2 separate regions of the Mus musculus genome follow, and region 2 is linked to region 1. The links are chromatin loops, found by intact Hi-C in ENCODE. Cell type or tissue: heart. All regions are shown on one strand. Each heading gives the region's core, and the rest is flanking DNA. Links, peaks and the distances in the headings are about the cores only. Region 1 holds the start of Mgat5 (mannoside acetylglucosaminyltransferase 5). Region 2 overlaps Mgat5 (mannoside acetylglucosaminyltransferase 5).

The links. Peaks named below come from ENCODE experiments on the same cell type or tissue, not always from the same donor. Only the 100,000 strongest peaks of a DNase experiment are listed, where the experiment ranks them.
Region 2: it touches region 1 in a loop (2.7-fold over the local background); 9 of 42 quality-filtered maps call a loop at or near these places.

The regions. Positions count from the first base shown.
Region 1 is chr1:127,199,395-127,211,750 of GRCm38, forward strand. It overlaps Mgat5 (mannoside acetylglucosaminyltransferase 5), which reads left to right and starts at 5,592. Exons shown (of 18, transcript NM_145128.3): 1 at 5,592-6,033. In heart, for the core only: CTCF peaks have their summits at 4,020 (motif pointing right) and 5,888; DNase peaks (open chromatin) are centred at 5,547, 5,877 and 6,827; H3K4me3 peaks cover 2,699 bases; H3K27ac peaks cover 2,220 bases.
Region 2 is chr1:127,307,462-127,319,817 of GRCm38, forward strand. The region is part of intron 3 of Mgat5 (mannoside acetylglucosaminyltransferase 5); the gene reads left to right. Among named protein-coding and RNA genes, the nearest start is that of Gm51747, 13 kb to the left of the region's middle. In heart, for the core only: a CTCF peak has its summit at 7,370; no DNase peak of the experiment used is centred there; H3K27ac peaks cover 752 bases.

The DNA of each region.
Region 1 (12,356 bases), core at 2,517-10,516:
GAGGCAGCAGGATCCAAAGTTCAAGTCATCTTCAGCTACTTAGAGAGTTTAATCTGAGAACAGCCTGAGTTAACTGAGATCCTGTCAGGAAGGGAAGGAGAAAGGGAGGAGGGGGAGAGGGAGGGAGGGAGAAAAGAAAGGAGAAACAAAGAAAGAAAGGAGCAAAGAGAAAGAAAGGAAGGAAGGAAGGAAGAGAGAGAGAGAGAGGAAGGAAAGAAGAGAGAGAGAGACAGAGACAGAGACAGAGACAGAGACAGAGACAGAGACAGAGGAAGGAAGGAAGAAGGAGGAAGAGCCAGCCAGCAAGATGACCCAACTGGTAAAGGCACCTGCCAGCAAATCTGATGGCCTAAGCTTTGATGTCTGGAACCCATGTCTGACTCCACAAAATTGTTCTTTGACCTCCATAAGTGCTCATTGACATGCTTGTCCCCTCCCCACAACCAACACAACACACATACACACACAAACACACACACACACACAGTGGATCAGTGTAGAGTGCTCATTATTGTCTTCTTTTGGCCTGGAAAGCCAGGGAGTGGCTGAGGTGTGTGACTCAATCGCATCACCTGTTATTCTAACTCTTCTTTCCTTCTGTTCCAACCAGCAGCCTTGTTTTGAAATAAGAGGGCAGATCTCCCATGAGCCCAGGCGACATAAGACAGCAACTCACAAATCAGCAATGGCCTTGTTTTTTTCATATATCTTGACCTTCAGCTGCTAAACAAGTTATGTTGTTTATTTCTGTTTGTTTCATTTGTTTGAGATAACCATTTCATATGTAGCTTGACCCAAATTCGGGACTTGGAGATCATTAGTATTTTTCTACTATTCAACTTTTTTACACTTACTTGGTTTTGTTTTGTGTGTGCGCGTGTGACACCAAGCCTGTATGGAGGCCAAAGATAACTTGTGGGAGTTAGTTCTCTCCTCACTTGGGGACAGGCTGACTTTGGATTCAGTAATGGCTAGGAACCTTGGCAATAGTGCTTATGGGTGGGTGTGTTTTTTACCTTGTCTAGATCTATAAAATGGCCACAGTAAGCTCTGTCCCATGAGCTGGCATAACAATAAACATAATTAGGAAACAATGGACTTGACTATGCAGACAAAGCCTGCTTACTGTGTTCATAACTGAGTCTATGTGATTGAATTTAGGTCGGCAGGTTTGGCTGCAAGATCCAATTCCCACAGTCTCACTGGCTGAATTATTCCTTCGTGAAGCTGTTCAACTCCACACTGCTACCTTCATCCCATAGTCCTCATAGTCCTTAGTCTCTGCTTGGTTTCCCTAAAATTTTAATCTAGATTAAATCAATTCATAATCTAATAATTTTCTATGGTGCTGGGGGTTGAACATAGAACCTTATATTTACTCTACCACCAAGCCATATCCCTGACCGTGAGTTTAATGAACTTTAGCTACGGTAGACCAAATGTTACATACAAAATCTTTAATTATGTTTTGATTTCCCTTTTGTTTCTAGGGACTGAACCCAGCACTTCAAGCATGCAAGGAAAATGCTGTATCATTGAGCTATATTCCTGCCCCACAAAACCTTTCTTCTGTTTCAATGCTCAGCTTTAATCAAACTAGATGACCCTTCCTTGTTTAAATCTGTTTCCCAAGAGCTTGTACCTCTTGATTCAAATGTCTATCATTCAGCTACCTAATTAAAAATAACTAGGACCTCTTTGGACTTATTTAAGGAGGTGAGGGATTTATTCAAAAGAAAGATGGGCATTGCCTCAGTAGCTTGCATCTTTAAACAGCTCCCAAAGCCATAGCACAAGCACTTGTAAGGTACCACCACCTCAGCATCCCATCACACACTAGCATGTGCACTTTAGCAACTGGGCATCACTGACTTGTCAAACACAGCCATCCACCTTTCCCAGGCACACAGTAGATAATCCCTTCAGGCGGGAAGGTGGCTTAAGCCCAAGCAGGAAAAAAGCATTGTTGTTGAGATAACAGTGGTAGGTACTTCACAGAGCCCTGATCTAAGACAGAGGCAGATTTGACATTTTATGACCACAATTGTTATTTGCTTGAACTGTCTTTAGGCCAGTTTCAATAGGTTTATGTATACCACCTATACTTTAGGATCTCACAAGTTCTTTAGAGTAGTTCCTGTTCCACTCTTCATCTCTTCTTGGTTTTCTAATATGGGCAGCAGGGCATCAAAGATTCCAGGCCTCAGGGATAAGATGGTTTCAGATTCAGTAATGGCTAGGATCCTTAGCAATAGTGCTTCTGTGAGGGAGTGTCATTTACTTTTTCTAGATCTATAAAATGGACACAGTACGCTCTGTCCCATGAAATGTTACAACAATAAATAAAATTCACACAGAGAGGCTAGGAGACAATAGAGTCGACTATGTGGACAAAGCCTGTTTACTGTGTTGATAACTGAGCAATCATCTACCATATGGTACCTGGAACAAATATACAGGCAGACATGGAACAATATAATTTAAAATGACTTGGCAACAGGCACTGGTAATGACACGGAAAAAAAAATCGGAAGACATTTGATACCTGTAGCACTCTGTTCTCTCAGAGTAACAACCACTGAGCTCACTGAGGCAGCTGTGACTCCTAACAAGAGACCCTTGAGAGCAGGCCTTTTGACTGTTGAGGATCTCTCATAGAAAGAGGAGGTGAAGGGGGAGGGGTCACTGGACCCTCATTTGAGGTTCCTATCACCCTCTTCTGAATCTTCCAACAGGATGTATTGGTGTGTATATGTGTAGTGTGCCAACTGGTTTTTATTGTCAACTTGATGATACATCCTAAGAGTAGGGAACCTCAACTGAGGAATTGCCTGGACTGGGTTGGACGTTGTCACATACTTGAGAGATTGTCTTGATTAATGAATGATATGGGAAGGCCAAACCCACAGCGGGGCAGCACCAACCCTGGGTAACATGGGCCTATGATCAAGCCAGAGAGCTCGGCAGCAAGCAGTGTTCCTCCATGGTCTTGAGTTCCTACCCTGACTTCCCTCTGTAATGATTTGCAACCTGGAAGTATAAGCCAAATGAGCTCTTTCCTACAAAGCTGTATTTGCTCATGGCATTAGTCATAGCAATAAGAGGAAACTAGAATTCTGCCCCAATTGCACAGGGCCCTGTGGTCTTGGGAGACACCAGGGTATATAGATTAGATTCACCGAAGGGTTAATATACGCAGACTAGATAACTTCGAGGAAGTCACCGTCCAGGCTGGGGTGTGGCTGATTTGAGATCAACTTTTTTTATTGGTTCTGGGGATGAACTAGCCACCACTAGTTCATTTTGCCACCACTGTCCTCTCTGCAAGGAAGAGTCCCTTTTGCAATTATTCAGATAGTATATTCAGTCCCTTGGTATGTACATGTTCCTGTGGAGGTCAGAGGTCAACCTTAGGTGTTATTTCATAGATGCCCACTTTATTTATTGAGGCAGGTTCACTTACTTTTACCTGGAACCCTCCAAGTTGGCTATGCTTGCTGGCCAGCAAGCTACAGGGATCCATCTGTCTCCTGGGCCCCAGTGCTGGGATTACAAGCATGCTCCACAAAGCCTGGTTCTTTACATATGGGTTCTAGGGATGGAATTCAGGTCTTCCTGATCACACAAGCAAGCACTCTACTGACTGAAGCATCTCCCCAGCTCCAGTAAATTAATGCTTTTACTCTATCGAAAGAACAATTGAAGTAATATTAATTTCTCCCTAAGAACATGCAATATATTTATGTAAATGAAAAGAATAGATAAGAGAGATTATGCATATGTGTACATATGAATTTACTATTTTACTTATATCATATTTTATTTCTTTATATATGTATGTGCTTTGGGTTAAAGAATCTGAAATAACTATATAGAATATCCTCTATAAAGTTTAAGTGATGAATGTCTTTCAGACAACCAGGTTGGTACAGTTAGGAACGGTCTGGTCCATGGGACTTGGCTTTCTAAAGAATCTATTATGATTATAATCTATAACCAGCACAGAAAGTCCTGGCCACCAGATGTCACCATTTTTCTTGAGACACTTTTTTTGGCTTGCAAGGAAGAATGCCTCAGAATATTCCTAGGGTTTCCAGAAAAGCTCATCCTGTGCACCCCAATTTCCTCGGTGTCCTTGGACCCCACTTGGACTGTCTCTGACACCTGGAAGCTCTTCTGATCCAGAAGTAGCCCAGCCTCTTCCTCCAGGTGGATGTTAAAGAAGGGCTGATTTCATTTGTGTACATTCCCAGGGTGCTCCAAGCAGGAGACAACACCACAGGTGTGTTCTATGAAGGACCTGGGTGTCAAGAGCTCTTACTCACTGGCTGTGTAGCCGAGAGGGCTACTTCACAAAACGCAGAAGAGGAACTAAATTGTTTCTAGTGTTAAAAAAAAAAATCCAAAATTCTATAATCCCCAGGTTTAAAATAATTCTGCCGGGGATGTGGAGGGGGGCAAGTTAGGGTGAAATTAGCCTAAGAACGGAGCTGTGAAACAAGGTTGAAGAAATTCTGCAGGATAAACCCTTCTACTGTAACTGGATATAGCGATGGCTCACAGGAGCAGAACTTCCTGTCATTTACACCCCGGGTAATCCATCAGTCCACCCTCCTTCCATTCCAGACAACACTTAACCAGGATCTATAATGCTCCGTGATGTAAATGCACGGCCAGCTCCCTGGAGGGTGGCCGATTGAATATTGCTTGCTAGTCAGTGTTTCATTGTGGTGCCCTCAGGGCAGGAGATGTGTTTTATTTCTGTTTGAATTTACAAGAGTACGGTGTTAAGCTGTCCAGGCTGCTCATAAAACGCAGACTGAGCAGAGAAAAAGAAGCACATTAGAAAAATTGTGTGCCTACTGTGTACCAGTCACTGCCAAACCCTTTACAAATATTTCATTACATTTTCACAATAATGTCATGGAGCAGCCGTTATTGCCCTCATTAATAGAGCCGCTAAGAGGATCCGGATAAATGACTTGCTCAGGGTCACCAAAGCCAAGGGTGTGATGCTTGTAATTCCTGTACTCAGGAGATGGAGGCAAGAAGATCCAGAGTTCGAGGGTATGCTCTGTTAAAAGCAAGTTCATCGAGGCCAGTCTGGGTTAGGTAAGACTGCACCACCCCCCCCCCCCCCCATCACAAAATAAACAAATACAAATCTGTTCAGTTAAAAAAAAAAAGACACGGGACAGAAATTCCTACTGTTTTTGCCAATCTACTCTATAAAGTATAAAAATGGAGCTCAGGGCGTTTGTTAAAAGTTGGCAAGACCCCCTAAACAGTTGAGCCCGCCATCTCCTCCCCACTGGTTTCACTCCTGAAAGGTCCCTGTCCTGAGGAGGCCCAGAGACCATCACTCTGGAGAATGCACTGTATGTAACAGTAATTGTACCCTGCCCCTGACCTTGCTAGAGTATTATTTACTCAGCTCCCTCGGTCTAGCTCTCTGCCTGTTTCTCCTTGGGCTGCGGAATGGAGCGGCTTCAAGTCCTCCTGTACAGGGTCTAGAGTTTGCAGACGATCCCCGAGAAGCCGAGGCGTTCCGAATTGGCTGAGCGCTCTGCCGGGGTGGGCGGGGAATTTGCGGAACGTCCGTGGCCCGGAATCCCTTTGCCTTGGAGAGCGGCGCGAGCCTAGAAGCTGAGAGAAGTTGGGTAGGTCGATCCGGGAAGGGTAGCAGAAACCTCGAAAAGATCTCCTAACCATTCTGTCCTGATCGTTTGGACTCAGGAGGAACGTCCCTGCTTGCGTCTAGGGGCGGAAGGTGGACGCGCTGCGCACGGCCCCGACAGGGCTGGTAGTTTTCAGACCGTCCCTGCCGAGGCCCGCTCGCCCGGCAGCCCTGCGGCTCCCGCGGTGGCGGCGGCGGCCCCAGGCTCGATCTAGCCCAGGTAGCCGCATCTCAGTCTCAGGGGGCGCTCTGACCCCGCTCCTGGCTGTGCCTGGGACCTCTGTTCCTGGAGCAAGGCTGCTGGAGAGTGAACCCGACTGCTACTGATGGTGCTTCTGCTGCTCCCCTACTAGCAGGTAAGAGCTGCTGCAGGGTCGAGCGATCGATTCAGAAGCTCGCCATCCCCCTTCGGGGAGATGCACGGACTGTGGATCGCGGGGGGACGCGTGGGGGATGTTAGGGGAGATGAGGCAGCCCTTATCCGGCCCAACGCTGACACCGGGGGCTGCGTGGGTGGATGTTCTGGCCGTGTTTGATTTGGGACGGGGGTGGGAACCCCAGAGTACAACCGAGGGACCCGCTTGGAGGGTCCACCACCTGCTCAGAGGCATCCCCTCTCATGGGACCCCGAAGATCTTCTCTAGCCTCTGAGGCTTTTAGGCTTCCAAGGAACTGTCCAGAAGGGGCTCGGGTGGCGTGGGCTGGAGGCGAGAAGCTGAGATTGGCATTTTGGACGCTGGGACCGCGATGAAACCAGAAACCAGGATGCCAGCGTGGGCCGGGCTAGGGTCCTGGGGATCCGAGAGCTCAGCGTGAGATGTGCCTTGAGCCAGTTGGAAGGAAGAATGAAGAGTGGGACCCCAGGTCCCTGGGGAGAAGGGATATAAAGATCCAAAGCTCCAGGCTGAAAGGTCAAGAAGACCCTTCGTAACCTAGAGAGCCTTAGGGACAGCCCGCCCCGGCCGCGATCCTGCCGGCGTGCACCCACGACTGGGAGATGGCAGAGGCTGCGGGATGTAAGGGCGACACCCGCGTACACACTCCCCCAGAGCATGCTCAGTGCGGTCCTGGGAACTTCCTGCCGAGTCGCCAGGCCAGCCTCTTTGGTCCCCTTTGGGGCCGCAGCTCGCTAAATTGGGGGTAGGGGGTGTGCGAGTGGGGAATCTCTGTACCCTCTTGTTCACCCTTTCTCGTCCCTCGGCCTCTGCCTGGCCTGTGACGGGCACCAGGGTTCTGCTTTCCAGAGCCACTCTGGCCTCTGGAGACGGGGGCGTGGATGTCATACCCTTGCTCCCTGAGGGTGGAAGACCAGAGGCCTGGTGACGCGTCGGTCTGCCAGGTGGACCCACTCTCAGGGAACGCAGGGCGCTCAGTCGCGCCCATTTACTCTGTGATGGGAGCAGGTTGGGTGGAAGGGGGTGTGTGAGCCCGACAACATTCGCGCGCTCCCAGTCGATGTCACACACAAAGCCACCGCAGGGAAAGAGGGAAGGGGTGGCGCTTGTATTTTTTTGTTCAGTGGCTTTTGGAGCACTCTTGAGCTGTGTGTGTGTGTGCCTGTGCGCGCGTGTGTGTGTGTGTAAGTGTGTAAGTGTAAGACCCAGAGGATGCCTTCTGATTTGCTGAGGTTGCCTGGTCTGGATCTAGAGCTCAGTAATTCCTGGCAGTAGTTTCCAGGCCTCGGCTTGGTGTTTGAATCTGGTCCTGGGTGCCTCTGGGGCTGTGAAGTTGGGAAGCAGCAAACTGAGGTTTGTGTGGGTTTTCCCGTGTAATGGCAAAGTCACATCTGTAACTACACTTGGATATAAGGTTAGATCAAATTCGAATCTACCGAGTTCTAAGTGGAAAGCAAGTTCGTTAACTGACCTATCTCTAGTTTGTTGTCAAGACCGGTGGGATCCACCACCCTGGACTTGTGGGAGACCCTTTGTCCCTGAAACAGAGCTCTATCTCAGTCAAGAAAGTCAAACCATCTCATACCTGTCTTCTACGAATTTTCCCACCCTCCCTTAGTTCCTCTAAATCATTTTGTGGCTGTCGCTCAGTGCTGAGATGGGAAGGCTTAAGTCTGATTCTGTTAGGATCAGAACAAAGCTCTCCCCTTTAGAGGACATTTTAGTTTTTCTTCTGTTTACAATTTAATGTCCATATGATAAACTTACTTGATGTAGAGCTCTGGAAATAGCGAGAAGGGGTGAATGGGGCTATAGTGACCTGAGTACCCTTTTTAGGGACAGAGAAAAGGAGGAAGTGTCTGTCCCCAGCAACTGCCTGTGGCCCAGTTGAATGTCTGGGCAAAAGGCTTGAGTCATGTCTTTCCTGTGTCGGCCTGCCGTCCTAGTATGGGACATTTGAGACTAGAGTTAGTAGGATAGGAGTCTACATGGGCTTAGAGCTTTGTAACTATCAGAATGACTCTGTGTGTGTGTGTGTGTGTGTCCGTCCGTCCTTGCATATGGAGGTCAGAGAACAACCTCAGCTGTCATTCCTCAGATTCTGTGTATCATGAGTTTTTGAAACAGGGTCTCTCACTGGTCTGGTACTAGGTGGGTAGGCTGGTCTGACTGGTCTGTGAGCTTCAGGGGTCCGTCTGTCTCCACCTCCATAGCACTGAGATTATAACTCTATGTTATTGTGCCTTGCTTTTTAAAAAAATGTAAAATGTGTGTGTGTGTGTGTTCGTGTGTATGTGTCAGTGTGTGTGTCCGTGTGTCCGTGTGTGTGTGTGTGTGTGTGTGTGTGTGTACATATAAGTAGGACAGCCTCAAGCATCAGTCCTTGCCTTCAATCTTGTCTGAGACAAGACAAGCTCTTGTTTCTGAGGCTCATGTTAGCCAAGACCTAGCTGAGTTCTGAAGCTCCTGTCTCTGTCCCTCATCTTTCCACAGGAGTGCTAGGATTATAGACACTGGTGTCCAGCTTTATATGGGTGATGGAGATTGAAACTTGGGTCTTTAAGCTTGTCTAGCAGGTGATTTAACCATTGAGCTATCTACCTGTACCTGCCTGGCTTCTTAGGAATGTATGTTCCAGTGGTCAAGCTCAGGTCTTAATGCTTGCAAATGTTTTCCTCAATGAGGCCTCTCCCCAGTTCCCCCACCAGCTGGATTTAAGGTAACCTGAGATGGCAGGAGCATCCGTCCTTTCTCTGAGTGTGGTTGTCTCTGTGAGCTCCAGTGGCTGTCACAGCAGAGCTCGCTGGGCCTTTGGATCTTCTCCTGAGCCGCGTACACATTTCCAGTGCTTTGTGTGTAGAAGTGTGAACACTGTGCTCATTATATAGTCACACATCCGAATGCATTTTTATACAGAACATGTGCATATGGATGCGCATCCGCAGTGTTCCCAGAGAGGAGCTGGAAGGGACCCCAAGAGATGAGAGCAAGTCAGACTTCCTTTCTTCCCATTTGGCTTCCCTGGTTTCAAAAGAACCCATCAGCCATGTGCTCTGCGGGCCTCCTAAGCATGGAAATGTCATAGTCGTCTGTGATCACAGTTGAGGAGCTTGTCCCAGAAGAGTAGCTGTTCACTATTTCCTTATGTAATTTTGCCATTTTCTCCCCCTTTCTCCCTCTCCTTCCCCCTTCCCCTTCTTCCATCCCCCTCTCCATTTCGTTTGTGTGTGAGAGAGAGAGAGAGAGACAGACAGACAGACAGATAGACAGACTGACAGACATAGACACAGACAGAGAGTCATACATAGACACAGAGACAGATGGATGGACAGACTGACAGACAGACTGACAGAGGTGTCTGTGTAGAGGTCAGAAGACAACCTTGGGTGTTGTTCTTCAGGCACCATCCACTTCCTGATTTTATGACTCTCTTACTAGCCTGGAACCCAGTAATTAGGTTAGGCTGGCCTAGCCATCGAGCCTTGGGATCTATCCTACTCTTTCTCCCTAGTGCTGGGATTACAAGTGTACACTGCAGTATCATTGTCTCTTTTAACCTGTGTCCTGGAGGCCAAATGCAGGTCACCATGCTTGCATGGGAAATACATCATGATTGGGGGGGGGGGGGTCCTGTGTCACCTCAGAGTCCCATCAGGGGAAGGGGGTAGTTGGTATTTCAGAAATGTCCATAAAGTCACTAAGGTCAGTCATCAGGAAAATTTGGTACTCTTTGTCACCATTCTGCATCCTCACAGGCAGCCTTGCTCCCGAGAGATTTAAAGAGCACTGGGCCTGGAGTTATTTCTTACAACTTGTCCTGGGTGGGGGATGTGGCTGGTCATCAGAGGGACAGGCAAACCTGTGCTGTTAGCCTTGTCTCAGGGGTTGCTTTAATGACCATAAGGTTTAGGAAAGGAATTTCTGGTGCTGGAGGAATAATGTAATGAACAGCCTTGATGGGAGTGTATAAATGTCAGAATCCAGGCATTAGAAGAGGGAAGAAATCGTTTTTATAGGGAGAGTGGAATTAGCCATCTGGGTGACAGTTCAGAGGTTTGAGTGGGAGACAAATGTTTGGAACCTGTCAGTGCAGGTTTTACCAGACTACTGCTTTTAGAGTTAATGACTGCTTTGAAGTAGAGTCACTCGGAATAGCCAGAAGAGAGGGCTAAACTCTTACATTTCTATTTTTGAATAGAGTAAGGATTGGCCCATCCTTTGAAGTTTTGTATAGTTTTGGGGTTTTTTGGTTTTTGGTTTTTTTTTTTTTTTTTTTTTTGGTCTTATGTAGCCCAGGCTGGCCTGAAGCTCACTGTGTGGTCTAGATGAGAGCTGAGTTCCTGATTTTTATGCCTCCGTATCCCAAGTGTTAGAAATATAGGCATGGGTTTACACTACACTAGGGTTATAAAATGCCTAATCTAGGTCATATCTCTATACTGTTTAATATCATTGTGTTCATGTTGATAACCTACCTTTCTCTCTCTCTCTCTCCCCCCTCTTCCTGCCCCCCTCCCTACCTCTCTCTCTGTCTGTGTATGTGTGTGGTGTGTGTGGTATGGTGCATGTGTGTTTGTGTGTTTTTGTGTGTGTGATGTATATGTCTGTGTGATTGTGTGTAGTATGTGTCTATGTCTATGTATGTATGTGGTGTGTGTGGTATGTATATGTGTGTGCTATATGTGTGTTTGCGTATTTTTGTGTGTGTGTGATGTATATGTGTGTGTGTGGGGGTGTATGCATATGTATGTTCGTGTGTTCCTGTGTGTCCCGGTAGAGGCCCCGGGGTTGATGTCAGTCAGGTGTCTTTCTCAGTTATTCCATACCTTATTTCTGAGACGATCTTTTACTGGAGTTCACGGACTGAGCCACGCTGGTTTACCTGTAAGTCACATCCCTGTTGGTGTGCACCTGTGGCCTCTGCTGGGGATCTGAACTCAGTTCTTATGCCTGTGCAGTAGACAGTCTATTGAGTCATCCCCAATAGGATTAGCATTTATCTAGCATCCTCTGTGAGCCATGGCCAGACCTGATGCTGGGGATGAAGATGCTCCTCCTCTGCATGACCTTCTCACAGGTAGTCATGACCGCTTACGGTGCAGATGCGGACAATAGTTCTTGGGAAGCTGCCAAGACAAGGTCCCAGGAGCCTTGGCATTGTGACCATGTCCTCAGCCAGGAGAGTAAGGAGTTCTGCTGTGTGTTTGGACATTTAAGCTGCTTGCTTGCTTTCTTTCTTTCTTTCTTTCTTTCTTTCTTTCTTTCTTTTTCTTTTTAAAGTCAATTCCAGTTTAATTTTTTAGTCCCTGACTTGGTCCTAAGAAGGCTGTATGCGCTGGGGAGGGTTCATAGGAATTGTTTAATTTCTTAAGAACCTCACAGCACCTTTGTCTAAGTTACAAACCCCTAGAGTGAAAACAGGGCCTTCCTTCTGGAACTCTGTAGTCCCCAAAATCTAGGCAGGCAAAGGCAATCAGGGCAATAAGCCATTTCATCTTGTGTCCGTGGGTGCACATTTACGTTTGTCCTGGACCCTGTGCATATGTGGAGGTCAGCAGTCCATGTCAGATGTCTTCTTCAATTGCTCTGCAGCTTTGTTTTGTTTTGTTTTGTTTTGTTTTGTTTTTGAGACAGGGTATCTTACTGATCATCTACACTGGCTGGCCAGCGGGCCCCAGGGTTCCTTCTGCCTCTGCCTCCCTAGCCCTGGGATTATAGATGTGGGTTTCTGGGACTGGCTTTTTGTGTACTTGCCAACAATTCAAACTCAGGTCTTTTTTTTTTTTTTTTTTTTTGTGGCAGACACTTAGGAATTGAGCCATCCCTCCCTGCCTCTTAATCCCTGGGTTTGATGGGTATAGTTGCCCTTGTGAACCGGTACTGTCTGTCGCTTTCAATGCCAGGACTATATTAATGCCTCCTGGACGACACTGGAGTGGCTACTTACAGGACTGCTAAAGAGTCTTTTTGTTCTGCTGCCCATGAGCTTAGGAAAGAGATATGCTCCCACATACCTGATTACCAGTAAGAGTTGCTTTACCTGAGCTGTGGGTGGGGGTCCATGTTTGTAATCCCAACATTTAGCAGTTACAGGTAGGGAGATTATTGCAAGTTCAAGGCCACCCTGGTCTACACAGCTAGTTAGCTAGTTTGATACCAGATAGGGCTATACTGCAAGCTTCTGCCTCAATGTTCTAAGGCATTTTTGCATATGAGCAAAAGTTCTCTTGTGGGCCCCCACCCTGTCACCCCCAGTCATTTCTCACTGGTATCAAGCATGTGGC
Region 2 (12,356 bases), core at 2,621-10,620, 110 kb after region 1:
TAGAAAGGTAAAGCTGTACCCTTTGTGGGACTCCTATATACACAGACACCCCAGACCTGCCACTCAGAGCACCAGAGCTCTCTCTGGCTTGCATTTATAGCCAGTCCCCACTCTGTCAACTTATTTCTAGGTTCTGCTCACAGGAGTGTGTTCAGAGAGTGCAAACAAACATTTTCATTATCTGTCCTTAAACAAAATGTAATTAGCTCCAGTGGGGAGGAGGATGTCTCGGATGCCGTTAAGGTCAGTGTTGAGCTAATGAACTGCCCCGAACCATTAATGTTTGATTTTCCAGACTTTATTGCTTTTGTCTTTAACTGTGCTCAACTCATTGCTCATTTCAGGAACCTCGTGTTTTTGAAAATAACACACGAGGGCTGGAAATAGTGCTTAGCTTGCCTGGCATGCTTGGTTGGATCTGGGCATGGCGGCACATGCCTGAAACCCCAGCATGGTGGTGCTATTGGCAGGAAGATCAGATGTTCAGGGCCATCCTCATCTACCTAGGATGTTTGATGTTGGCCTGGCTATATGAGGCACTATACACACACAAACACACACACACACACACACACACACACACACACATATAACTTTAGATATATATAAAATGATGTATGTGAAATTTATCTTCCTTTTTTAGTAAGAGCTATGCTTAATTTAGAAAAAAATTGAAGGCAGGAAAACAAAAGAGAAAAATCACATAAAAGTGTCCTCTGAGCAATATACACAATTAGCATTTAGTGTATAACTTTGCAATAGATTTTTTTCTGTCTTATTCATTATTATTATTATTGTTGTCATCTGTGCATTTCCATTCATGTTTCTGTGTGCATGCACCACTGCACACAGTGGAGCCCAGAGGGCAGCCTTTAGGAGCTGGTTCCCTCTTTCCACCACACAGGGATGGAACTCTGGTCTGGCTTGCATGGCAAGTGCCTGTACTCACTGAGCCATCTCGCATGACCCAGACGGTGCCAGAGTGCACATACTGACACTTAAAATAAACATCGCAAGTGGAATTCGGGCCATAGCGTCGTAGAGATTCTGCTTCCAGGATGTGCTGTGGTCACAGAGGGTTCCGAATGACCTGGTTTTCTAGGGGGTGAGCTCTTGTTAGTTGTCAAAGGGGAAATGGAGCCATCAAACCCAGTCTTCAGTGGGTCTAGTGTTTGCTGTAGATGGCATGCTGGGATGGTGTAGGAGAGCTAGTGCTCTGCTTTGCAGCCTAGTCAAAAATATGCCCTCAGTTAGAACACATGAAACTGTAGGCTTAGTTTGCGCAGCTGGAGTACAGACACAGGGACTCATATGTGCCGCAGAAACTTGGCTCTAAAGTGTATGTGTCTATGAAGAGACGGGCGCTACAGCTCGGGGACTCCGATGTTCTTTCTCAGTTCTTAGGACATGAATCCTTAGGTCACACTGTCTGCTTTTGATGTATCTCTTCAACATTTATCAGCAGTAATGTGGGGGATGGCTCAGTTGGTAAAGGGCTTGCCAAGCAACCCCGAGGACCTGAGTTTGATTCCCCAGCAGCCGTGTAAAAAGTCAGTGTTACTAGGCACTGGCTTTTCACACGTCTGAATAAAATGCCTTTTTAAATGTAATGTATTAAAGCCATGAAGCTCTGTTTTGTGTGCCACTGTCCAACCACCAACACTAGGTACCCAACACTAGGTACACAAGACAAATGACTCATTGACTTGACCTATACGGTCTATCGGTCTCAGAGATCAGTTACCACCAGAGAGAACAGAATAGCACGAAATGTTAGTGTTGAATAAGTGTGATGTGACCCTGTGGTAGATGCTGTCTTAAAGGTTTTAATTCTACATTAATTACGTTCGTCAGGAAGGACAGCAACTTAGCAGGTGTTTCCTCTAAATACAGTTTATCAAACTTTTTTCATAGGCAAGACCAACACGTTATGTATTTATAGACTTGTGGTTTTACCAGTTGTCTTTATCATGTGTTGCTAAATAACGTATTCCAGAGAAACGAGCGAGTGTGTGTGTGTGTGTGTGTGTGTGTGTGTGTGTGTGTGGTGGGATATGTAATATAAAGGGAAACCAGGAAATTGATTACAAAAGGGCCTGAGGACCTGTTTTCAACCCCCAGAAACCATGTTAAAAAAAATCCAAGCATAGTTGGTGTGCTTGTTATAATCCCAGCACTCGGGAGGCACTGGCTGGCTGACTAAGCATACTTCCTGAGCTCTAGATCAGTGGGCGACCCTTTGTCAACCAAAAACAAACAAGGTGGATGGTGTTTGAAGAATGACAGTTGAGGGTATTCTCTGGCTTTCTCCACATGCACATAGGTGTGCACATGCAGGTGTACACACACACACACACACACACACACACACACACACACCTGTCTCAGTCTTGTGTTGGAATTCCCACCGTGTGCTTGTCGTCACAGGACAGAGCCTAGCCGAGTGGTTTTTGGAGCTGAGTTTCTAGAACTTACTAGAATGTGTGTGTTTGAGGTATTTGGGACCATCCTATGGTGCGGTCTACTGAGACAGGGTTTCCTGGTTCTGTTGCTGATTTAGGTTAGATAAATCTACTTCGGTACAACTTTACTTACATGGTATTTTAATTTTCTTCTGTTGCTGTTTTGGTCATAAGTTGCACTCTGACCGAAGGCAGCTTAGGGAAGGGAAGAATTTATTTGACTTACACTTCCAGCTCAGAGTCCAGTCTATCGTTGAGGAAAGTGGAGGCAGGAACCTGGGTGAAGGAACCATGAAAGAACACTGCTTGCTTGGTCACTCCCTGACTTGATGTGGTTCCCTCGTGGACTTCTGCTTAGGTGGCTTAATTATACAGTTTAGGACCACCTGCTCGAGAGAAGAGGGAGGGGAGAAGGGAGAGGGATGGGCTGTTTCAGTTTGACCCTTAAAGGTTACACATAGTACACATAGTATAAGCTTTTAACAGAAGATAACAGTAACCTCTCCCTAGTTTTGACAAAGATGATGATAATAAATATATTCTAAAGTAGATAATTGGTATGTTTATTTGGTTTTTGCGTCTTGAGTTTAGCAACCTCCCTGTTTCTTTGGCTTGGGATTTTACACACTGGCACCTAAGTAGCAGGGTGGTGTTAGCAAGGTGTGATCTAGTGCTAGTCCTGAGAAATCTAGAGAGACATCCAAGTGACCCCAACCTCTCCTTGAATTTGCCACCACTGGTGACATTGACAGGTAGGCAGCTCTGGTGGGTGGAGGCAGGAAGATCAGGAATTCAGAGTCATTTTGGCTACACGGGAATTTGGGGGGTCAGCCTGAGCTCCTGGAGATCCTGTCTCAGGTAAGATACTAAAATTCTGGGATGTTGGGTGGCTTAGCTGGGCTGTGTGGGTCATCTATTTGCAGACTCTTCATTATCTGCCACAGACACAGACCATGTTTGATGGGCTGCCAAGATATTTGCCCTAAAAGAATGAACAATCGGTCCTACGTGTTCAGTATCTGTGTTTAGCTTAAAAGGATCCTATTAGTTGTCTGAAATAAAAATTTCAAGAATGAAGGAATTTGGTAGGAGTAAAGGGGAAATGGGGGGGGGGAGATGGGGTATGTGTCAAAATGACTAAAATATATTATGTACATGTATGAAATTGTCAGAGTATAGGAAAGTGACAAGCCTCTCCTTCCATTCCCACATGGGAAGGGTCAGAGGATCTTGCTATGCTATAAGTAGAACTTTGGTGTTGGACGAATTTTAATAGTTGATTTTTTTTAAGTGATTCCTACTTCGTTATAATCCCGTTTGTAGACCTTAGAACAGTGTTGAGCAAGGTTTGGCCTATGGGCTAAATTCAGACTGCTGCTTATTGGTATAAATAAAGTTTTGTTGGAACATGGCCACTCTCAAGATTCAATTACTTAGAAACATGGTGACACCAACAGTCATTTCACACAACTGAAACTTCTGAAACCTTCCAAATTGTTCCTTCTCCAGTCACCATAGCCCATTCTCTGGTCACGCCCACTAGGGACTCAGCAACTACCCAGGATTCTTTTGATGCGAGAAAGTCAGCGACTTACAGCTTGTGGTTGAATCCTCCTTGCTGCCCAATTTTGTAAAGAAAACTTAGGAGAATACGAGTGTCCCAGTCACTGGAGGAGACGGATGAGGCTATATCCAAGGACAAACCTTCAGGCCCCAGCCTAGTCCATTGTTAGCTTAACACAAAATATGTATGTGACAGAAATATTATCCCCATGTCAGCAACCTTTGCAGTACAGGTTATTTGTTCTGGAATTCTTGATTTGCACATGACAGTTTTTCCTGTCTTTCTATCTTGCTTCGGTTTTTTAAGGAATAAGGAACAGAAAGCAGAATGAAGAGAGACTTCTGAACTCCTTTTGGGACTTGGTCATTCAAATGTGTTGCTGGAACGTCCCCAGCAGCCTGTGTGGAACAGTGGGGCATTCATCCTTGGGGTGCAGGAGTGTGGGCTCCTACCTTCCAGCCACACCTGCTTACCTCAGGCCAGCACAGTTTGGGCTGGGCCTGTCTGGGCTCATAGCTGCTGTCATTCACGCCAGTCAATGCTGTTCTTGTTTCTGAGGTGACCCAATCTTTCTCGGGCTGCTTGACCCACATTCCCAACCCTGGTGGTTCTCTCTTACTTAAGGCCAGACCTGGGCCACTTCCGTGCTCTCATTTTGATAAATTAAGAACAGTGAAATCCTCTCTGCAGTCCAGCTACACCTTAGTGACCCTGTCTCGTCCTCCTGCCTCACTGGACACTGGCGTACTTTACTCCAGAGACATTCCTAGTTCAGACTAACACAGCCGTGCACCTCTCCTAGCTCACTCCCACCCACAGACCACTTTCCTGGTCTCTCTTGGCCTCTAGGTTCTGTCGCCTGTTATGTCTGGATTCTGCTGGCTTCTGTCTGCTGTGCTTTGTTAAAGTCCCAAACTGTTCATTTGACTGGCTCTCATCCTTAGAGACTGGCTTGTTGTTAGGGTCCATCTGGTGTGTCCTAAGCAGCTTTCGTGTTTATGGTGGAAGAAGGATTCTTCTACTCCTGTCGATGCCCTGCCCTTCATAAAAGCGGGGGAATGTCAGGGAGTAATCACTTCTTCCATGAATTAAATGGTAGAGGGGATTTGGTTTATAAAAAAAATAAAAGTCCAGGAGGGGCCAAAGAGATGGCTCGGCAATTAAGTTTTCTGTTCTTCCAACATCCTCACTTGGTGGCTTAGAACCATCTGTAACCCCAGCTCCAGAGGATCCAGGGTCTCACTCTGGCCTCTGAAGACACCTGCACTCAAGTATACATACCTATACCTACACACACACACACACACACACACACACACACACACACACACACACACACGCATGCATGCACACGCACGTGCACACACAGAGGCACCTTTAAAATAAAAATCCCCAAGGGACTTCTTTGCCTTGAGTGGTGAGAGAAGCCACCTCTCCTGGTGTATCTCTTAATTAATGTATTTGAATTATCATACAGACTATTAGGTTTCATTATGATAGTTTCAAAGTTTGGTTTTGATGGTTTTCCTTCCCTCTTTTCTTCCTCATTCGTCTGTTTCCCTTTGTCCCTCCCATCCCCCATCCCACAGCCTCCTTTCTGCCTTCAGGTCCCCTATGTCTCTTGCCCTTCCCCACCCTCAACACCTTCTCCCCTTCCACGATCCTCTTTCCAGTTTCATAGCCTACACTCATTTGCACACATTCTCTCTCTCTCTCTCTCTCTCTCTCTCTCTGTGTGTGTGTGTGTCTGTCTCTTCACATATACACATACATTAATACATACACACACAGAACTCACACATATACATTAAAAGTTAGGCTCTGTATTTGGGGGCAGACGTAGTATTTGTCTTTCTGAGTCTGCATCACCTCACTTAATACAGTAATATCCAGATCCACTTACTGTCCCACGATTTCCACATTTCTTTATAGCTTAATGAATGAAATCTCCTTGTGTATGTATGCCTTGTTTTCATTATCTATTTATGGGTTGATGGGCATCTAATAAACAGGGCCATACAAGTGTCTCTGTGGTCCTGGGATAGAGTCCTGGGAGTGTCTGTGTAGCTAAAGGACAAAGGGGAGAAGTTTGGGCAGAGCATACACTGCAGGAGACAGATGTGCACTGGGGATACTGGAGGGCTCACGTGCTGTGAGGTACAAAACCCAGTGCGAATGTTTGGAGGAGAGGGTGCTGTGGAAATGAATGCTGGAGGCGCCTCTGGCACCCCTTGGAGGGCTGCATGGTGGTGGCAGTGAGGTGAAGGAGTCAGCTCTGGGCTTTGGTCAGCAGTCTGCACGGAGCAGCCCTGAGTGTTTTGGGCTGGTGCTGCCTCTTCAGCCTGGATATGTATATCTAGGATGTTGGCTCCACCCTGCACTGCTCAGCCCCAGATGACTTCTGAGCTGCATATAAGAGCTCTTACAAGGCTTCTCTTTCCATTGTCCTAGGAGAAAAAAAAAAAAAAAAGGTGAAACGAATTTGCATGTCTTGAAAAGTGCCCCCTCCCTTTTGCCTTCTTGCCTCTATTGTTACAAATAAGACCCAGGGAACTGTCAGTGAGGGCTAGGACTTTTGTGGACTCTCCTGGGAAACCGCCATGCTAGAAGCAGATAGTCCCTGCCCTTGCAGGAAAACTACATTGTTACTGCAGCAAGACCAAGAGGAGGAGGATAGGCTGCAGGGCTTGTCTCAGGAGACCTTGTTCTTTCTCCAAGGATGCAGTTTACGGAAGGACTGCTTGGCACCCTGGGAACCTAAAAATGGACCTCTTTGGAGGCTTGGGGCGTTTCCTGCTGTGCTGTGCTGGACATTCGGCAGCACAGTTGTGTCAAAGGGAGGCCAAGCTCTGGAGTACATCAGCCCAGTATGAAGATTGAGGAGGCAGCCAGCATGGGGTGTGTGTGTGTGTGTGTGTGTGTGTGTGTATGTGTGTGTGTGTGTGTGTATAGGGCCCGCCCTTCTCCTTATTGTGGAGCCTTTTCTCCCACACTGGGCTTGAGGAAGGAATGCATCTCAGGGCCCTTCTCCTTACCTGGTGTTGAGAGCCCGCCACGGTCCTGTCTCTTTTCACTCTTCTCAGAACAAGCCCGACAGAACTCATACCACAGTGATCCAGGCCTCAGGAGTTCCCGGCTCATCTCACTCTTGTTCTGGGTCTTGGATGAGTGATCTCCAATGATCTGGCTTCTGTATCTTCTTTCCTCCCTCCTTGCTCATTCTCAGTTTGAGAAGTCTGCCAGACGTCCTCACAGGAGGGCCTCACCACCTTGGTTCTCCTCCTTCCTAACTTCAGGCCACCTAACAGCAGGAATTCCCTGTTCTCACGGGCCATCCTCCTCCCCCGTGTGGACAGACAGCAAACATTCCTGGCCTCTGTTTCCAGGCTTTGCCAGCACATAGTAGGAGCTAGGATGAAGAGTGGCATCCCACCCCTCCTCACCACAGGCTCTGTGTCTGTGTGGTGTTCCGCAGCTGGGCTGACTTTGAGAATCACAGCCCTGTTTTTAGCAAGGCAGGAAGTGGAAGGGATTCCATGTAGACTCCACATCCAGGATGCTCCAAGTAGTTATTATGGGTGATCTTGATACGGCAACTGTTTATGTCAAAAGCCCATAGAGACCGTTTCCATGTGGGTTGGGAGATGAGCCTGTTCCATGCCAGATGTGTGACTCTGGGCAAGCGACGATCCTCAGGATGTAGTGGGTGTGACCTCTCTGAAGCTCATGGCACAGCTACAGGGATCAGAGGGGACAGCATTTATCCCCACACCAAACTGGGTGGGAAACATTTATTAGTGTTACTCAATTGGTTACCTAGTGGCCAGGGCTCGGATGTTCAACCTTTGGATTCTGTGTGTGCCCTAGTTTCTGTTGCTGTGAAAAACCACTGAGACCAAAAGCAACTTAGGGGAGGAAAGGATTTATTTCAGGTACAGGTTACAGTTCGTCATTAGAGGAACTGGACTTTAAAAACTAAGAGGCTGCCTAGCGTAGCATTCAGAGAGCTTTCGGTTTAAGCACTACCACATGCGGAGAAAAAAAAAAAAAAAGCAAACAACAACCACCCCCCCCAAACCAAACAAGACCAAAGCAGAAACACCCCAAATTAAAATACCAAACAGATATGGTGGTGCTCATCTGCCACCCTAGCACTAGAAGGCACAGGCAGGAGGATAAGGAGTCCACCGTCATCCTTGGTGCTATAGGCTGCGGAGAGAGTTGAGGGCAACGTGGACCACATGAGACCCTGTGTCGGGAAAAATCGATCGAGCAGAACAGGGTGTGCCACTGAGACGCTCCTGAGAGGTTCCTCTCCCTTGATATTAAAGCCGTCTTCTGAGAGTAGAGAGCACTGTACTGCCTGCAAATTTAAAATGGCATCACTTTATGCTTATGTGACCTGAAGATGGCGTGAAATTTTGTAGAAAATTGAGAGCATATGAGGAAATATAGAAAATGAAAGCTTCGGTTCTAGATTCAGATCTTACCAGTGATAACAAAGTTTACTTCTTGCCCGCCTTTCTTTCCTTTCCTCTAAGGGCTCATGTGTCTCAAGCAGGCCTAGAATCCACTGTGGAGCCAAGGATGACTTGTGCTTCTGATTCTCTTGCCTCTGTGTCCTGGATGCTGGCATTACAGGCGTGCACCGATGAACCTAGGTCCTATGGTGCTGGGGCCCCGCCCAGGGCTTTGCGCATATAGGCAAGCTGTCTACCAACTCAGCCACATTCACAGCCCTCCTCCAGTCTTTTATAAGTGCTGGTGTGTGTGTGTCTGTGTGTGTGTGTGTGTGTTTGTGTGTAGACAAATGTATACATGTGCATGCTCCTTTTTAGAAATCGGGGTGGTATTTATATACAACAGAAAGCTTGCCTTTGTGGTGTTTTTTTCTTGCTGTTAAGTCATTTGGTAGCCACATCGTTATCAACCTCATATGAATTGCCATTGGCAGTAAACACAGATGATGCGGCAAAGCCAGTATCTGCCTAGTGGTCTAGCTTACAGATTGGATAAAGTAACCCAGTCTTTCTCCTGCAGTGTTTGACTCTTTCCCAGCTCTCCTCTGATATAAATAACAACTATTCTCACACACACACACACACACACACACACACACACACACACACGAGACTATATTGTCTTTCCATGGAAAGGTCATTTTAAAATTAATTTTAAGACATGTAAGTGATGGGACTTGACATTCCCAGCAGCCGATGGCTATAGGGGGCCGAAGTTAATTCTCTTTTCATTAACACCTTCCTTACTCATTAGTGCCCTGTCTTTGCCTATTCTCTGCTGCTGTGAGCGAGGCTGCTCAGCAGCTCTCGTCCATGTTCTGTCTCTCGGGGCAGCCTTGGCAGAAAGGGATTTGAGATAGGAGCCAAGCAGAGAAGGAAATTATCATTGGCAGTTTGGATGTCAGTCCTTGGCTCATTGCATATGCACTTCTGTGTGGTTGAAACATGGTCACTGTCCCTCGCAGGTGAACTGCAAGCCTTGGCCTTGCCCAGAACCTTTGGCTGACTTTTACAGATCCTTCTTAAAATGGGGCCTGGTAATGCCACAGAAGAGTATGTTGAGTACTCTGGGTCTTAACTCTGCTCGTGTTTTGTTGCTCCTGTCCCCCCTACCCCCACTCTGTGTGTGTGTGTGTGTGTGTGTGTGTGTGTGTGCTCGCGTGTGCGTGCATGCTTTTCTAAGTACATACCATGGCATACATGTAGAAATCAGAGGACAGCCTTGGGGGATGTTCTCTTCATCCTTGTTTGAGGCAGCATGTCTTTCTCGCCAGGCCAATCAGTTGGGCTTCCCAGGATCCTCTTGTCTCTCCCTCCTGTCCTGAAGCAGTAAGTGGACCCCAAGGAGTGCTTGGCCCAGGGCAGATGGGGTCAGGGGAAGGAGAGCTCCCATATACAGCCTTTCTTGGTAATTTCTCAAATATTGATTGGTTTGATGAGGGAAATCATGGCTTGCCAATCTCTCCTGAGGATCTAGGTCATGCGCCTGAGAACCCTCATCTACCAGCAGAGCCCTTCTTCTGAGGGCCCTTCCTGGACACCAAGTTGACCTCAGTTGACCTAATGTACAACCCCTGCTCACAGAGGTACAGAGAGATGTGCCTTTTCAGTACCAGGGATCCTGGTAGCCAACATTAACCCGCACAAAGAAACAGCTCTGCTAACTCCGTCACCACCCTGATCTTGGTTGAGCCTTCTCGTTCTTTCTACCGTGTGTTGTCATGGCTTCCTGGAAATGACAACTTCCAGATGCTCTGAGGGTGCCTGGTCCGCTGCCGTCTAATTGATCTCAGCACTAACCTGAGAGTTCCAGGCTTGAAAAGCAGCGCTCCCTTCCCCAGAGGGTGTTCTAAATGTCCTCGACCACCCGTTCTCTTCCTTATTGTGTACTGTGAATTGTAGGAACATGGGAAATTTGGGTAGTAATGTTGGGCTTCAATTTTTACCACCAAGACTTAGGAAATACGAAGAAAAAAATTAATGTTCATTAGTAATTAGAAACTGTAATCCTGCTGAGGACACATCTTACTGCTACTATAACCATAAAACACCATGATAAATATAAAAATATGCTAGAAAATGGAAGGAATATTTGTGTCCTAATTTTCTTATTAAACTCCATCAGAACTACCCTGCATCACACAGTATCCTTAAATAAATGGGGCTTACCATTAAATGTAACATAGCCTAATATCCCGCCGTTTGCTTAAAACTGCAATAAAGCTGTTAGCAGTTTTTACACCTTTTTAAAAAGGTGAGAAATGCTTTTATCACCTGGGAAGCTATAATTTATTTGAGGACAATTGTTTGTTCTTGTAGGTGATAGTTGATCTGTTTTGTTAATTTGCTCATATAAAGCATATTCATTGAGTGCCGCAGTGTGGTGGGCACTGTGTGTATTTGTAAAAATAGAGGCCAGGCTTTGCATCCTCTTTGTGTAGTCTGTCCCCACCCCTACCCAATCTGTCTGTCTGTCTCCCCCTCTTCCTCTTCCCTTCTTTCCCCTCCTCTTCCTCTTTCCCATCTCTCTCGTTTCTTGTTGTTTGTTTAGTATTTCTTCACGTGTGTGTGTGTGTGTGTGCTACATGAGCGTACGTGCCTGTGGGGTTCAGAAAAGGATGCCAGATCTTTTGGAGCTAGAGGTTCCGGTGGTTGTGAGCTGCCCAGTGTGGGTGTGGACAACCAAACTAGGCTTCCTCTGCAAGAGCAAAGTGTGCCCTTAACCACTGAACAATCTCTCCAGCCCCATCTCCTCGGTGCTTGTTTCTTCTTTGTATGTTGTTGCTTTAGGGCCTCCTCACTGCCTTGTATCCCATAATGCAGGGTGGTTCCCACACTGAGTGTTCTCACAGACTGCCCGTGCTCATTACAGGCTCATGTGTGTCCCAAGGAGCTTGTTTCTTGACCCAGGTGAAGCTTGGTGGAAATGTCTAATCTAAGAGAGGGACTCCACTCTTTCAATGTAAGCGCCACAAAGGAATGTCCTTAGCCTTTAGAATACAACCTCATCCTTACTAGTTTAATAAATATTTGTGAACAGTGGTGACTCTAGTTGTTTTCCCAAATCTGATTATAGTTAAGGTCAGGTTCTCCAGCATGGCTCTGAACATAGAATTATCCCTGTCAATAACCAATAAAAATAAATCCCTTTTTTAAAAATTAAATTGTCCAGGAATATATGAGAGAAGTGTTCTGCTGGCCCCATGGCTTACAGAGGAGCCAGTGGCTAGCTGCTGGGAGAGGGACAATCATACTCCTTTGAGAATATGCGTGCCCATTGTAGCTAGGCAACCCCACACCCATGCACATATAAAGAGGGGGGAGGGAGGGAGGGAGAGAAAGAGAGAAAGAGAGGAGGAGACATGAAGTTATGTTGTGTTGGGGGATACAACCTAAAGAGTTGGAGGGGAGGAAGAGTGTGTGGATATGGTCATATGTCATTGCATACATGAGTGAAATCCTAAAAGAATAATAAAAATGTTGAGGCCCAGTGGTGTGGTTCATTTGGTAGGAGGCTTGCCTAGCCACATCCAACCCCAGTTCCACATAAAGAGATGGCACACACCTGTAATCTCAGCCCTCAGGTGGTAGAGGCAGGAGGATCAGGAGTTCCAGGCCATTATTGACTATGTAGTAAGTGCAAAACTAGCCTGGAGTTCCTTAGACCCTATATCAAATAGGGAAAAAAAAAGATCTAAATAGAATATGCTAGAGAGTAAAAATAACAGTGCCCTTCATTCTGAAGCTGCCGTGAGGCCGGGCTACACCTTCAGATCCTCTCTGTGTCCTTAGCCACAGCACCATGTGGAA